Linked DNA regions of Homo sapiens: region 2 is linked to region 1. Evidence: chromatin contacts called from ENCODE Hi-C or POLR2A ChIA-PET data. All regions are on one chromosome and are shown on one strand. Each heading gives the region's core, a stretch centred on a gene start or an enhancer-like site at or near the end of the contact. The rest is flanking DNA. Distances are from core to core; before and after follow the strand shown. Region 1 overlaps KIAA1217. Region 2 overlaps KIAA1217.

The links. Hi-C counts contacts between places; a loop is a spot of excess contacts on that map. ChIA-PET counts read pairs that join two places held with the same protein, here RNA polymerase II (POLR2A). Pooled maps may share reads with other maps.
Region 2: a map of MCF 10A shows a loop between it and region 1 (11-fold over the local background). The contact joins two enhancer-like sites. A Hi-C loop is called at or near these places in 4 of 168 maps with a recorded cell type or tissue (MCF 10A, astrocyte of the cerebellum, mammary epithelial cell and 1 more) and 4 of 50 pooled maps. POLR2A ChIA-PET finds 5 or more read pairs at or near these places in 1 of 52 experiments (H1).

What each region holds. Positions count from the first base shown.
Region 1 is chr10:24,355,368-24,362,360 of GRCh38, forward strand. All of the region lies in intron 2 of KIAA1217, which reads left to right. Among named protein-coding and RNA genes, the nearest start is that of MIR603, 83 kb to the left of the region's middle. RefSeq lists enhancers at 5,142-5,221, 5,252-5,311. Within about 2 kb of position 5,329, at least 3 of the 41 ENCODE cell types and tissues checked have a DNase peak (open chromatin) inside an H3K27ac peak, as active enhancers do.
Region 2 is chr10:24,289,453-24,295,722 of GRCh38, forward strand. The region is part of intron 2 of KIAA1217; the gene reads left to right. Among named protein-coding and RNA genes, the nearest start is that of MIR603, 17 kb to the left of the region's middle. RefSeq lists an enhancer at 2,920-4,119. Within about 2 kb of position 4,210, at least 14 of the 41 ENCODE cell types and tissues checked have a DNase peak (open chromatin) inside an H3K27ac peak, as active enhancers do.

The sequences.
Region 1 (6,993 bases), core at 4,079-6,578:
GGCTAGAAGTCCAAGAGCAGGGTGCCAGCATGGTCAGGTTCTGGTGACAACCCTCTTTCTAGTTGGTAGACCTCTGTCTTCTTGCTGTGTCCTCATATGGCAGAAAGAAAGCATCTGTCTCATGTCTCTTTTTAGAAGGACACTAATCCCATCACAAGGGCTCTACTCTTGTGACCAAATCACACCCCAAAGGCCTCACTTCCAAATACTATCACATTGGAGATTAGGGCTTCAACATGTAAATTTGGGGTTGGGGGGCACTCACATTCAGTTCATGGCACTTGTGAACTGAAGCCAAGTGTTGTAGGTCTTCTGTCGCCACAGCTGAGCAGGCTGAGATGAGCATAGCAAGTCCTCACTCTTTTTTTTTTTTTTTTTTTTTTTTTTTTTTTTTTTTTTGAGACAGAGTCTCACTCTGTCTCCCAGGCTGGAGTACAGTGGCCCGATCTCGGCTCACTGCAACCTCCACCTCCCGGGTTCAAGCCATTCTCCTGCTTCAGCCTCCCCACTAGCTGGGACTACAGGTGTCTGCCACCACGCCCGGCTAATTTTTGTATTTTTAGTAGAGACGGGATTTCACTATATTGGTCAGGCTGGTCTCAAACTCCTGACTTTGTGATCCACCCGCCTCGGCCTCCCAAAGTGCTGGGATTACAGGCTTAAGCCACCACACCTGGACAGCAAGTCCTCATTCTTTAGCAGCAGAACATTTTAGGGTCTCTTCTCTTTCTTTTGTGCATAACTTAAGTTTCTTCTCCTTAATGATAACATCATTGCTTTATTATTTTTAGAGCTTTATAGTTAACAGTGCTTTCAACCAGTTTGCTTCATTTGTGCTTCCTGGAGACCACTGTGAAGTAGGTGGGATGATTATTGCCATTCTGCAGATGCAGAAATTGAGGGTCATGGTTTAGTTGCCCCAGTACAAAGCCTGATGCTGGGTTAAGTAATTTATTCAAAGTAAAACAGCATCGAATGCTGAATCTACATCTTGAACCCAGGTCCTTCTGACCGCAGGTCCTTCCCATGGGTATTTAGAGATTTGCAAAAAGCACTTAGAGCTCCTGCCCATTAGTCTAGGCCTTCCTTGATAATAACCTTGTGGGGGAGACCTCTAGTGTGGCCAAGGATGTTAGGAGGTTGCCGTGGTTTCAGTGTGTCCCCCAAAGTTCATGTGTTAGAAACTTAATCCCGAATGCAACAGTGTTGAGAGTTGGGACCTATAAGAGGTGACTAGGTCATGAGGCACAACCCACAGGAATGAATTAATTCTGTTATCTTGGAAGCACGTTCCTAAGAAAAGAATAAGTTTGGGCCCCCTCCTCTGTCACTCACACACATGCTCCCTTGCCCTTCCACAATTCCACCATGGGATGACACAGCAAGAAGGCCCTCGCCAGATGCTGGCATCTTGATATTGGACTTCCAGCATCCAGAACCATGAGGAATGAATTTATTTTCTTTATAAATTACCCAGACTGTGGTATTCTGTTATAGCAACATGATACGGACTAAAACAGAGGCCATCTGTGTCTAAAGCAACTTAAAGCTAAAATTTGCCAAAAAGGTTTAATCCAAGTCTTCATTTTAATGCATAAGGAAATTAAGGGCCAGATAAATGCCTAAGTTACAATGAGTTTGAGGCAGGGCCTGGGCTAAGAATTGGTCTCAGACTCTCAGCCCAGTGCTCTCCAGATCATTGAGCCTTACCTCTCCCTCATAGAGTGGCAAGATAAGATGCCCCACTCGTACCACGGCCAGCCATTATGGAAACTTTCAGGGTAGACCTTGTATGAAGGCCAGCCCCTGCCCACTGTAGGTAGAGGAAGACAAGACACTCAGAAGCATCCCTCAGCTGGCTGCCTGGGCCTGGAGTAGTACGAATCACCTTGCTTTGGATGCAAGCTGGTCAGAATCTGTGAGTTTCTACACTCTGGGCCTGTTTCCTATGGAAGAAAAGGGAGAATCAGAAGTGCATTCTGGACTAGCTTCAATAAATCATCTTATGTCTTATCCCACCTCTTTTCCCTATTAAAATTCTTACCTTTGGCCGGGCCCAAGCTTGAGAAGGCCACTCCTAAAGCAAGGCCCCTTTGGACTAGGGCCTGGGCAAGAGTTAACTGGCACCTGCTATGCCAGCACAAAGCTTAATTCCCCTGCAGCAGCACACCCGCAGGCAGCTATTGAAGCAAGGATGGAATGTCTTACAATACAAAGCCTTTGTAATAATGAGAGGGAAATAGAAACCAGAGGTTTGCAAGCTCTTTTTTTCTTGGGGGGTTCTGAGTATTTTTGTTTAACTTAAGTTTCGTGTTCCAAGGAAGGGGCGTTTTAGTGAAAATTGTGAAGGGAAACCCTGCCAAACAGAAATTCCTTATAGGATGAGTATTTTCCTCCTTTCAAGGTGTGAGAGCGACCAAGAAGCAATAACGCATAGGGGAGTCGGGGTGATAGATTGGAATGCTCTTGGCTGGAGTGTGATTGGTGTCTGGAAGTGAGTCCCAGCAGGTTGGCTGGTGAGGCCATGTGAGCATTGGGCCTGTTCCAGGGCTGTGAAGTGTGCAGGCTTGCTTGAGGCTGTAGGCACCACTGCCTGAGCCATGCACGTAAACTCCCCAGACCCTAAGAGTAGTTTACTGTCAGGGGGTAAGCCCCCAAATCAAGCAAGCTGCACAGAGCCAAGACTCCCAAGAACCAATGCCTTCTTCCAGCCTTTCATTCATTCATTCTGTAAGTGAAAACTCAGCGTGGATGTGGATGAAGATATTCATGCCTTTGTGATCATTACATTTCAGTGTGTGGGTGCAAGGGGAAGGAGACAGATAAGAAGTGAGCAAATAAGTAAAGTATCTAGTGTGTCTAGGGGTTTTAAATGTTATGGAGGCAAAAATAAGCAGAGTTCTCAAGGAACTGGTCATCCCGATGTCCATGGGCTGCACTTGGTTGGGGCAGTTCTAAGAGTATCTGTCACACTTGCAGAGACGACCTGGGTCAACTCTTCCCAGGCACTTTGTAGAACACCGGGCAGGGATACTTCAATTTCACTCTTTGTTAACTGGGAATGTGGAGGCTTAGGAAAGAACTCTGAGATTTGTGAATGTGATACCAGTCCTCCTATAGTTAACCAATGTGTTTGTTCATTCTCATACACTCTTGCATTTGTATGAGAATATTAACTATTTCAAAGCTCTCATAAATCTATTGCATCATTTTAGTCTTATATCAAAGTAGGAAGGGTGGATATTGAGACACAAAATTGAAGATCAATGACTGTGCTGTGGCATGGGTTGTCCAGTCAGGACAGTGGCCATACACAGTGGTTGGCCATAGTGAAAACTGGCTGAATAGTCACCCTGTATATGACAGGTTTGCTTTGCAATTTGTTTTTTGTTTGTTTATTTTTTGCATTGCAATGGCAAGGTCATAGAAATAATCTTGTCACCCTTCAAACTCACTACTTTGAAAGCCAGCACTCCATTGTATGCATATATATACACATACACACACAAAGTGTACTTGTTTTGTTTTTTTAAAAATCAGTCTCCTTACTTTGACCCATGAGAACAGGAGCACACAGGAGTTCAGACATATCCATTGGCCACATAGTACCTGAGATCTGTGAATGAGATCACAGTCGTCCTATAGTTAGCCAATGTGTTTGTTCATTCTAATACTTTCTTTCTTTCTTTTTTCTTTTCTTTTCTTTCTTTCTTTCTTTTTTTTTTTTTTTTTGTTTTTTTGAGATAGAGTCTCACTCTGTCACCCAGGCTGGAGTGCAGTGGTGCTATCTTGGCTCACTGCAACCTCCACCTCCTAAGCTCAAGTGATTCTCGTGCCTCAGCCTCCCAAGTAGCTGGGACTACAGGCGTGTGCCACAAAACCCAATTAATTTTTTGTGTGTTTTTTGTAAATACGGAGTCTCAGCATGTTGGCCAGGCTGGTCTCCAACTCCTGGCCTCAAGTGATCTGCCCGCCTCGGCCTCCCAAAGTGTCGGGATTACAGGCATGAGCCACCATGCCTGACTTAGCTTTCATTTGATGAGAATATTAATTATTTCAAATTGCTCATAAATCTGCATTACTGTATGTCAGATATTGGCTTTAGCATTTTTCTCAAGTTATTTCATACAACAAAGTATAATATAAACATCATTATTACTATGTCATGAATGAAGAAAGTGTACATGAAACATGCCTAAGGTAATATGCCCAAAGTCTCACAGATAGTAAGTGTTGAAAATGAAGCTTACGCCCAGTTCTTTCTCTTTCCAGAAATTATACTTTCAACCACTATCCTATATTCACTATAGGATTACTTTAGATTCTAAGATTCCTTAGGAAATTAGAAATTCTTAGAATTAGAAGCTGTTGGGATATCACCCTGAACTCTTTTTTGTTAAATGTTGCTGCTTTTTAGTTTATTTACCCTTGAAGGTCTTTGAGGCTTTATATTTTATTATTGTTATATCAACTATAATTCTTAGTGTGACTTATAAAGTCTCACAAGGCTACGTAATTTTATTCCATCTTTAAGTATTTTAAACAGTTAGAAAAGGAATTATATTACAATTAGATTTCTCAATTTAGTAGCTCTTTTTTTTTAACCCAAATAATCAGAAATTACTTTGCTCCCCCAGTTACTGACAGACTGTGTATCTTTAGGATATAATTACTTTTTTTTTTTTTTTTTTTTTTTTGAGACAGACTCTTACTCTGTCGCCCAGGCCGGAGTACAGTGGCACAATCTGGGATCACTGCAACCTCTACCTCCCGGGTTCAAGCGATTCTTGTGCCTCAGCTTCCCGAGTAGCTGGGATTACAGGCACACGCCACCATACCCGGCTAATTCTTTGTACTTTTAGTAGAGATGGGGTTTCACCATGTTGGCCAGGCTGGTCTTGAACTCCTGACCTCAAGTGATCCACCCACCTTTGCCTCCCAAAGTGCTGGGATCCTGTCACGCCCGGCCAAGATAGAATTACTTTCAAGACTATTTCCCAACGTTTGGTCTTGTTATATTCTTTAGTTTTGTGTCATGAGGCTACTAATTTTTTATTCCTCAGTGGTAACTTTATGAAATCTCTTAGACTTGCAGCAATCAAGCCTCTCCCTTCTATCGTGGGCTTTAACTATGCAAGCAGTCAGCCCATTACAGTTTTTTCACAGACTGGTTACATTCAGCCCGAGTTTGAACCAGGGCCATTTGGGGGCATTTGGAGAGGATGAAGATGGACCAAAAGCAATCAGTTGACCTGTGTCTTGTTTCCTCTTGAATTTGGGATTTCAGCTGCCTCCTTTGATTATGCTGGAGACTGTATCATACTCGCTAGGTTCAGGGCACCCCCTTGTGGTGCAACTCGAAACGTAATCAACGTGAGGAAACAGAATGATGGCCAAATGACGAGGAATGAAGAGGCCACGCATGTAGATATGATTTTATTGTTCTTCCCATTTTTAAAACTCTCAAATCAAATCTCCTGTTTTTCTCCTGTTGTTTCAAATTTATCAGTAGTTATTTCAATGCTAAGTGGTTTTTTTTTTTTGGAGGTAGAAACAAATCAGAAAAGCAAGCACAAATAATTTAATGCTACATCTCGGGAGTTTTTAAAAAAATTTTATTACAAAAGTAACCATGGATATTCTAGGAATGTTAGAAATAATAGACTAAGAGTAGGAGAATTATTTACAATCCCATGACCCACATAGAATACTTGTGTTAATATTTTGGTGTATATCCTTCTCCTATTTTTTTCTAGGCACATAGACTCAAAGGAAAGAAACCACATGCCACAAGCACATGCCATTTTTTTTTCTTATTTATGTTATTTTATTTTTTGAGACAGGGTCTAACACTGTCACCCCGGGCTGGAGTGTAGTGGCGCAATCACAGGTCACTGAAGCCTCAACCTACTCAGGCTCAGGTAATCCTCCCACCTCAGCCTCCCAAGTAGTTGGTACTGCAGGCAGACGCCACCATGCCTGGCGAATTTTTGTATTATTTGTAGAGATGAGGTTGCAACATGTTGCGCAGGCTGGCCTTGAGCTCCTAGGCTCAAGCGATCTTCCCACCTTGGCCTCCCAAAGTGCTGAATTTACAGGTGTGAGCCACAGTGCCCAGCCCATTGTTTTCTAATATGATTTTATCCACTTAATTATATGTGTGAACTTCTTTCCCTCCTGTTACATGATAGCTACTTCATCATTGCATGTGGTTGCCTGGTTTTGTTGGTTCCACTGTGTGTGGGCAAATACCATATCATGCAGGGCCTCCTTGTAGATAACTGTAGATTATTTTCTTGGGTTCTTTATTAGAAATAGAATGGCTGGGCCAGGGGCGATGGCTCACGCCTGTAATCCCAGCCCTTTGGGAGGCCGAGGCGGGAAGATCACGAGGTCAGGAGATCGAGACCATCCGGGCTAACATGGTGAAACCCCGTCTCTACTAAAAATACAAAAAATTAGCCAGGCGTGGTGGCGGGCGCCTGTAGTCCCAGCTACTCGGAAGGCTGAGGCAGGAGAATGGCGTGAACCAGGGAGGCGGAGCTTGCAGGTTCGGGCCACTGCAAGATCGGGCCACTGCACTCCAGCCTGGGCGACACAGCGAGACTCTGTCTCAAAAAAAAAAAAAAAAAAAAAAGAAAGAAAGAAAAAGAAATAGAATGGCTGTATCAAAAAGATATGCAAAATTGTCTTCTTGTTCATTTGTTAAAATAGAGCATCTTTTTGAGAATGCAATTTTTTTTAAATCTGCAAGTTCCTAACATTTGCATCCTTAGTCTGTGTTAGGAATTGTGTACAGTGTTTCACATGCCTGGATCTCACTTCATCCTCCCAGCAACCTATTATGATCCATTGCCACACCAACTTGCTGATGAGGAAAGTGGGGCTTAAGGAAATTAAAGAGCTGTTGTGGGACTTCCAAAGCAGAAGACAGTAGGCTTTCAGAAATTTGATAAAAATAGCACTTTGCATTTCTTGAATCTTGAGCTAAAT
Region 2 (6,270 bases), core at 2,960-5,459, 67 kb before region 1:
AGGAGGGATGGAAATATTTTTTCCACTGCCAATGATGGAAGATCGCAGTTGGGGCTGAATTGTCCTCATGGAGGAGGAGGAGGAGGAGGAAGTTGTAGAAGGTTTACTGCTTGCCATCGAATTTTCCAACAAAGATCTTCCACTGAAAATGAGAGAAGAGGTTGATGAGGAAGGAGACTGGAAGAGAAGGGACAAGCTTGAGAGAGTTTCCGTGTGGGAAGGAGAGGGGAATGTTGAGAAGGATTGTCACTAGGGCCCTGGCAAGGGTAGGGACCTCTAGTAGGTAGTCTCAGTAATGACCAGCAACACAGTGTGGGAACAGGAAAGGATGCTGGGACCCCCTGGGATTGAGATTGGGCTGTGTGGGGGTGGTAGGAGGGAAGGTAAGTGGTCAGAGGAGCTGAAGGCTTTGAGAAAAGTATGGGCAAGTGCTAGATCATGGCACCCAGTCTTTTTAATAGTAGGCTGAAAGAAGATACAGATGGTCAAAGATTTGGGGATTGTGGGAGCCAACAGGTTGTTATCAAAAGCGAAGAGAATAGAGTTGAAGATTTCAGATGTAGAGCAACAGTTCCGAGTGATACTAAGCTCCAAGGTATGGCAGTTCGTGTGCAGAGGCTAGGCAAGAGTCCTAGGAGATAAGGAGGCCGAAAAACCTGGAGACCAAAGAACCAGGAGGTCAAAGAATCTGGAGGTGCCAAGCCTTGTCCTAAGGGCCCTGAAACCCTCAGGGTGATGGCAAAAATTGGAGGGAAGAGAGAGTGGAAGTAGAACTCCCAAATCTTCAATGAACAGTGGGCTCATTATCTGCATAAGAGTGAGGATTCATGGGAAATGTGCTCCCCAGAAGAAAGCTTCTTACTTGCATTAAAAATATTAAGAGTAACTCTGAAAACATGATTTTAATCACAATTTCTCTCAGTGGATTTTAGGGTTTTGGAAAAGGCCACAAGTGCCCTAAAGTAGAAGTCTATTGAGATAATGAAAGTTTACTGAAAATTGTATCTGCAAACATTACCTGTCATTCATCTCTCAGGTGAGGTTGTATGAGTGTAAAAAAAAAAAAGTTCTTTCTTTTTTGCTAACTTTCACCTTATCACAATAATGCAACAGGAAGAGAGTTTCAACAAAGCATAATATAAACAGATGTCTCTCTTTTTTTTTTTTTTCAGACGGAGTCTTGCTCTGTCACCCAGGCTGGAGTGTAGTGGTGTGATCTCGGCTCACTGCGACCTCCACCCCCAGATTCAAGCGATTCTCCTGCCTCAGCCTCCCAAGTAGCTGGGGTTACAGGTGCCCACCACCATGCCTGGCTAATTTTTGTAATTTTAGTGAGACAGGGTTTCACCATGTTGGCTAGGCTGGTCTCAAACTCCTGACCTCAGGTGCTCCACCTGCCTCGGCCTCCCAAAGTGCTGGGATTACAGGCATGATCCACCGTGCCTGGCCATGAAGTCTCTCTTAAGACCTTTTATTGTGTGGGGCAGGGGGTTGTTTAAAATACATCCAGTGGGAATGGCAAATTGTGCCCTCTTTTCAAAGTTTGTTTTTCCTCCATCATCTATATTTGAGTTGTTCTGTGTGAATAAGTTTTGGAATGCTTCCTCCTTCTTGTTGACCACAGTGGTTGTTGACATAGACAGAGGTTGTTGGGATAGGAAGAGATCCCTGAGGTTGTCTTGTGGACAACAAAGACCCACGATAACTTTTCTTCCCATATAAGCATGGGCTATCCTAGAGCCCAGTCCCCTGTGGGATATGACCAACAATTATCTTAGAAAATTTCACTCAATCGGCTGGGCATGGTGGCTCACGCCTGTAGTCCCAGCACTTTGAGAGGCTGAGGCGGGCGGATCACCTGAGGTCAGGAATTCCAGACCAGCCTGGCCAACATGGTAAAACCCTGTCTCCACTAAAAATACAAAAAAGTAGCCAGGCATGGTGGCAGGTGCCTGAAATCCCAGCTATTAGGGTGGCTGAAGCAAGAGAATCACTTGAACCTGGGAGGCGGAGGTTCTAGTGAGTCAAGATCGCACCATTGCACTCCAGCTTGGGCAACAAGAGTGACACTCCATCTCAGAAAAAGAAAACTTCACTCAATCATTTCACTTCTACCTCTCCCAGTCCTCTTTGGAGCGTGAGGACACTTGTAAGGCAGTCTGTGGGGACAGTAACTTATAGGTTGTGTCCTGTCCGGTAGTGGGCTTTCATCAGAAGTATGCTTTTGGTCACACTACACCATTTTTTTATACCACCATAGAGTTGACAAACAGCATTCACCCATTTCATTTTGCTTTACTACTCCGATGTGGAGAAAAAAAAAATCTAAGGATTACATTTCTCTTGCAGATTTTTTAGATCAATAGCTATTATTTAAATACAGGGAATCCTGAAAGTCTAAGACTAAAAAATTTGGGTTCCTTTTGTATATGTTAAATTCTCCCATATACACATGGGTCTGTAAATAAAAATAAATAGGTGGCCCCTACCCTTGCAGTTGCATAGAGAAACTAGACCCTGAAATAAAATGGAACAACATTGGAGGATTTTTGTTTAGTGGATTAAAAATTCAATAATACTTGAAAACTTTGTCCAGCTCTTCAACAGAGATATTTGGATGAGTTTTCTGGCTTTTCTAATCAGGAAAGGCTTGTTGGAGAATTAAAGGAGATATGATTGAGGAAATAAAACACAATACAAGATTTTTCTGGATTTATTATGAATAAAAAGGGACCCCAGAGGATTAAGTGGATGTAGTTTGCAGTTGAGGTTAAGTGGTCATGGCAGTTTACCGTGGACATTGTTTAACTGATGGAAAACTCCAAAAGACTGACCAAGGAATTGAAGTAGACCAATTTGGACCAATAACTTGGAGCTCAGAATTAACCACTGTATTTCTCTATTCCAAATACCCATTCCTCTTCCCTGGAACCTCAGGCTGGCCACACAAACTTTCTTGAAAATTCTTGGGGTTCTGCCTTTACAGGAAGGCCATTTGCCTCACTCATCAGAAGTATTAGAGGTTTATTCTGCACAACCATGAAGAGGTTAAAGAGAAGGGTAGGGAGGCCATGAGGGTTCTTACATTCCATCTTGAGTCAACCATCTCCTGTTACCCTCTGAAAAGTGGCAGAATTTGTCCCAGACTTTTTTTTGTTGCACTTCATATCTACTATGGAATTACATTTATAGCTAATGCATTAACTCTAAAAATGGAGAAACCCATTGCTCTGCTGTTTTCATGGTAAGGAAAAACTGCTGAGTCATGATTGACATGGGCTGTTTCAAGAGTTTCCACGGAATGAAGGTAAACGCTTAGGATATCGCAGCCTGAGTGAGAGGCACTGCAAAGTGTGGCCGCTACTTGAAGTTCTTCATGGTGAGTGGAGAGGGAATCCTGAGCGCATCCTGGATTAGAAAAAAAAAAGAAGAAAGGTGGCCTGAAATATGATCTGAGTATATCTGGAAATACGCAGACATCTAGTACTTCACTTGCAGCACTCTGTGAACCAGAAGGCCAATTTCTACATGCTACAAGCTGCACTTCAAGATGCACCCAAAATGCATGCTCGGGAAGTTGTTTTTTGTTTTTGTTTTGTTTTGTTTCTGAGACAGACTCTCCCTCTGTCGCCCAGCCAGGAGTACAGTGGCGTAATCTTGGCTGGCTGCAACCTCTGCCTCCTGGGTTCAAGCAGTTATTTTGCCTCAGCCTCCCGAGTAGCTGGGATTATAGGCATGTGCCACCATGCCCGGCTAATTTTGTTGTTGTTGTTGTTTGTTTTGTTTGTTTTTGTTTTTAGTAGAGACAGGATTTCACCACATTGGCCAGCCTGGTCTTGAACTCCTGACCTCAAGTGATCTGCCAGCGTCGGCCTCCCAAAGTGCTGGGATTACAGGCGTGAGCCACCGCGCCTGGCTGGGAAGTCTTTTTTAATGGCAATAACCAAATGAACTCTCTTGACCTTGCTGCCTCTGCAGGCACTGCCCCGCCCCGGCCCTTCCACTCTAGAGGAAAGCACCTGGCATTTAGCATCTTTACACACAGGAAACAACAGATATGCTCAGGGACTTTTCCTCTAGCTTGTAACCAGGGATGGCTGTTGGGCTTGGCAGCCGTCAGGCTGAGAGTGACTCAGCTTAAAAGGTTTCATTGTTGATATCTGCCCTGAGCATTCCCCTTTGGACTTGGAGTTCCAGGATGTCTTGTGTCTGTGCTTCAGCATCTGAAGCCCCTTGTTGCCTGTTCTTAAGGTAGACTGCATTATCAACGGTGTCTTAAATTAATAGCTTCTCTCTACTGACTATTCACTTGTCACAGCTGACATGAAGGTTCTCAGTCCTGAGTGCCTATTAATGAAGCTCACAGATAGAGTGCAGAAACCCTTTGCAAGATCTGTTTTGCCAGCTTGCTGGTGTCCTGGCATGAAGGTCTCCGACCGACGTCTTTGAAATAGTTCCTGGCCGGGTGCGGTGGCTCACGCCTGGAATCCCAGCACTTTGGGAGGCCAAGGCGGGCGGATCACGAGGTCAGGAGATGGAGACCATCCTGGCTAAGACGGGGAAACACCGTCTCTAATAAAAATAGAAAAAATAGCCGGGCGTGGTGGCAGGCGCCTGTAGTCCCAGCTACTGGGGAGGCTGAGGCGAATGGCATGAACCTGGGAGGCGGAGCTTGCAGTGAGCCGAGATAGCGCCACTGCACTCCAGCCTGGGTGACAGAGCGAGACTCCGTCTCAAAAAAAAAAAAAAAAAAAAAAAAAAGAAATAGTTCCTTTCCACGTGGAGTGGACTGGCCACCTTGGGGCTCTACATTTGCCTGCTTGGTTCAGGCAGTTCTGTCCCATTTCATGTACATTTCACTCTTTTCCCCTACTAGCTTCTCACAGTTTAAATTATCGATGTGATTGCCTACCCAGACATCTAATTCTTTCAACAGGTAGTGGTTTACAGACTCCAGTTTCTTTATGATCATCAAGACAGGGATTGAACAACTGGCACCTTCCCTGTCTGTCCATTGAGGGGCATGTGTTTGATGTGTGTGGATGCTACTTTCATTAGGCAAGTTAATGGCAGTTAGCTACGTTCACACTGAGGAGGAAATAGACCACCGTGTATGCATTTAGTAAACACCAGCGTAGTCAGTGGATCTGTTTCCTTAACAGAACATGGTTCTGCTCCACTGTACACTTCAACCAACTGCTTCAGAGCAAGCTTTTTCCTTAGAAAAGTTTTCATTTAATTAGGATTTAGAAAGGAACGTGGAAACTTTAAGATCTCCATTTAGTCTTCTGCATACTTCAGAGACTTCTGATGTCTCCTACAGGGACAGGAAAGGAGTCAGGGGTCTGAAACTCTAGGACCTGAAAGGCAAGTGCAATTCGGTCACTGTCCACATTGCCAGGGTGTCAAATCACACATACCCTGCCTGAAAGTCTGGGAATTGGAGAATTTAAAATGACAATATTTTCTACTGTGGAATACCTTGCATTCTCCCACTCTGTAAACTACTATTCTGGAGGCGGCCCCTCTCACTATATTTCAAAACCAGATGCTTTTCTCTGGAAATACTAGAAATGTCTCTCTTCTGGGCTGACCTAAAACCAACATAGTATTGGGCATTGAAGTAAGGAGAAATATGGTCAGTGAGGCTAAGACCTCCTCTTCTGAGAATGAAAAATGACTGAGTATTTTGTGTTAGGTGGGACACTATTTGTTAATAGAGAACTTATATCTTAAGTCTCTTAAAATAATTATAGCATCTCTTAGTTATTTCCAGCATAATCCAGGAGTGAGCATTCCAAGAACATCATCTTACAACTTTTAATTAATATATCTTTCTCTAACCCTTAAAGAAATGCTGGTAACTGCTTGTCAGATGAGGAAAAGATGGATCATTATTCAAGTAAGATCCAATATGGGAAACTCAGATATAAATAGTTCAGCATTTTCGTTTCTTATCAAAGATTTATGACTGTGTCTACTTTAGGATTTATTTCTTCTGGACTATTTCAGGAGCCCCTTCACTGGTCTTTCAGCCTCAATTTCCTTTCCTCCGCCCCTTTGTTTGTTTCTCCCACTGCTCTGAGGACAGTTGTCATAAAGCTCAGTTCTAGACTTCTTGATTTGTGTCCCGGGTGCTTCCCCAGTTGTTCTCAGGCCAATTTCTCAGGCCCCTGTTTCACCATTTTATCCACACCTCCAACAGGCATTCCCTCCTGGTGGAACTTCTCCCTCTTCATCTGAGGGTGAAGGGTCTCTTTGTTGACACTG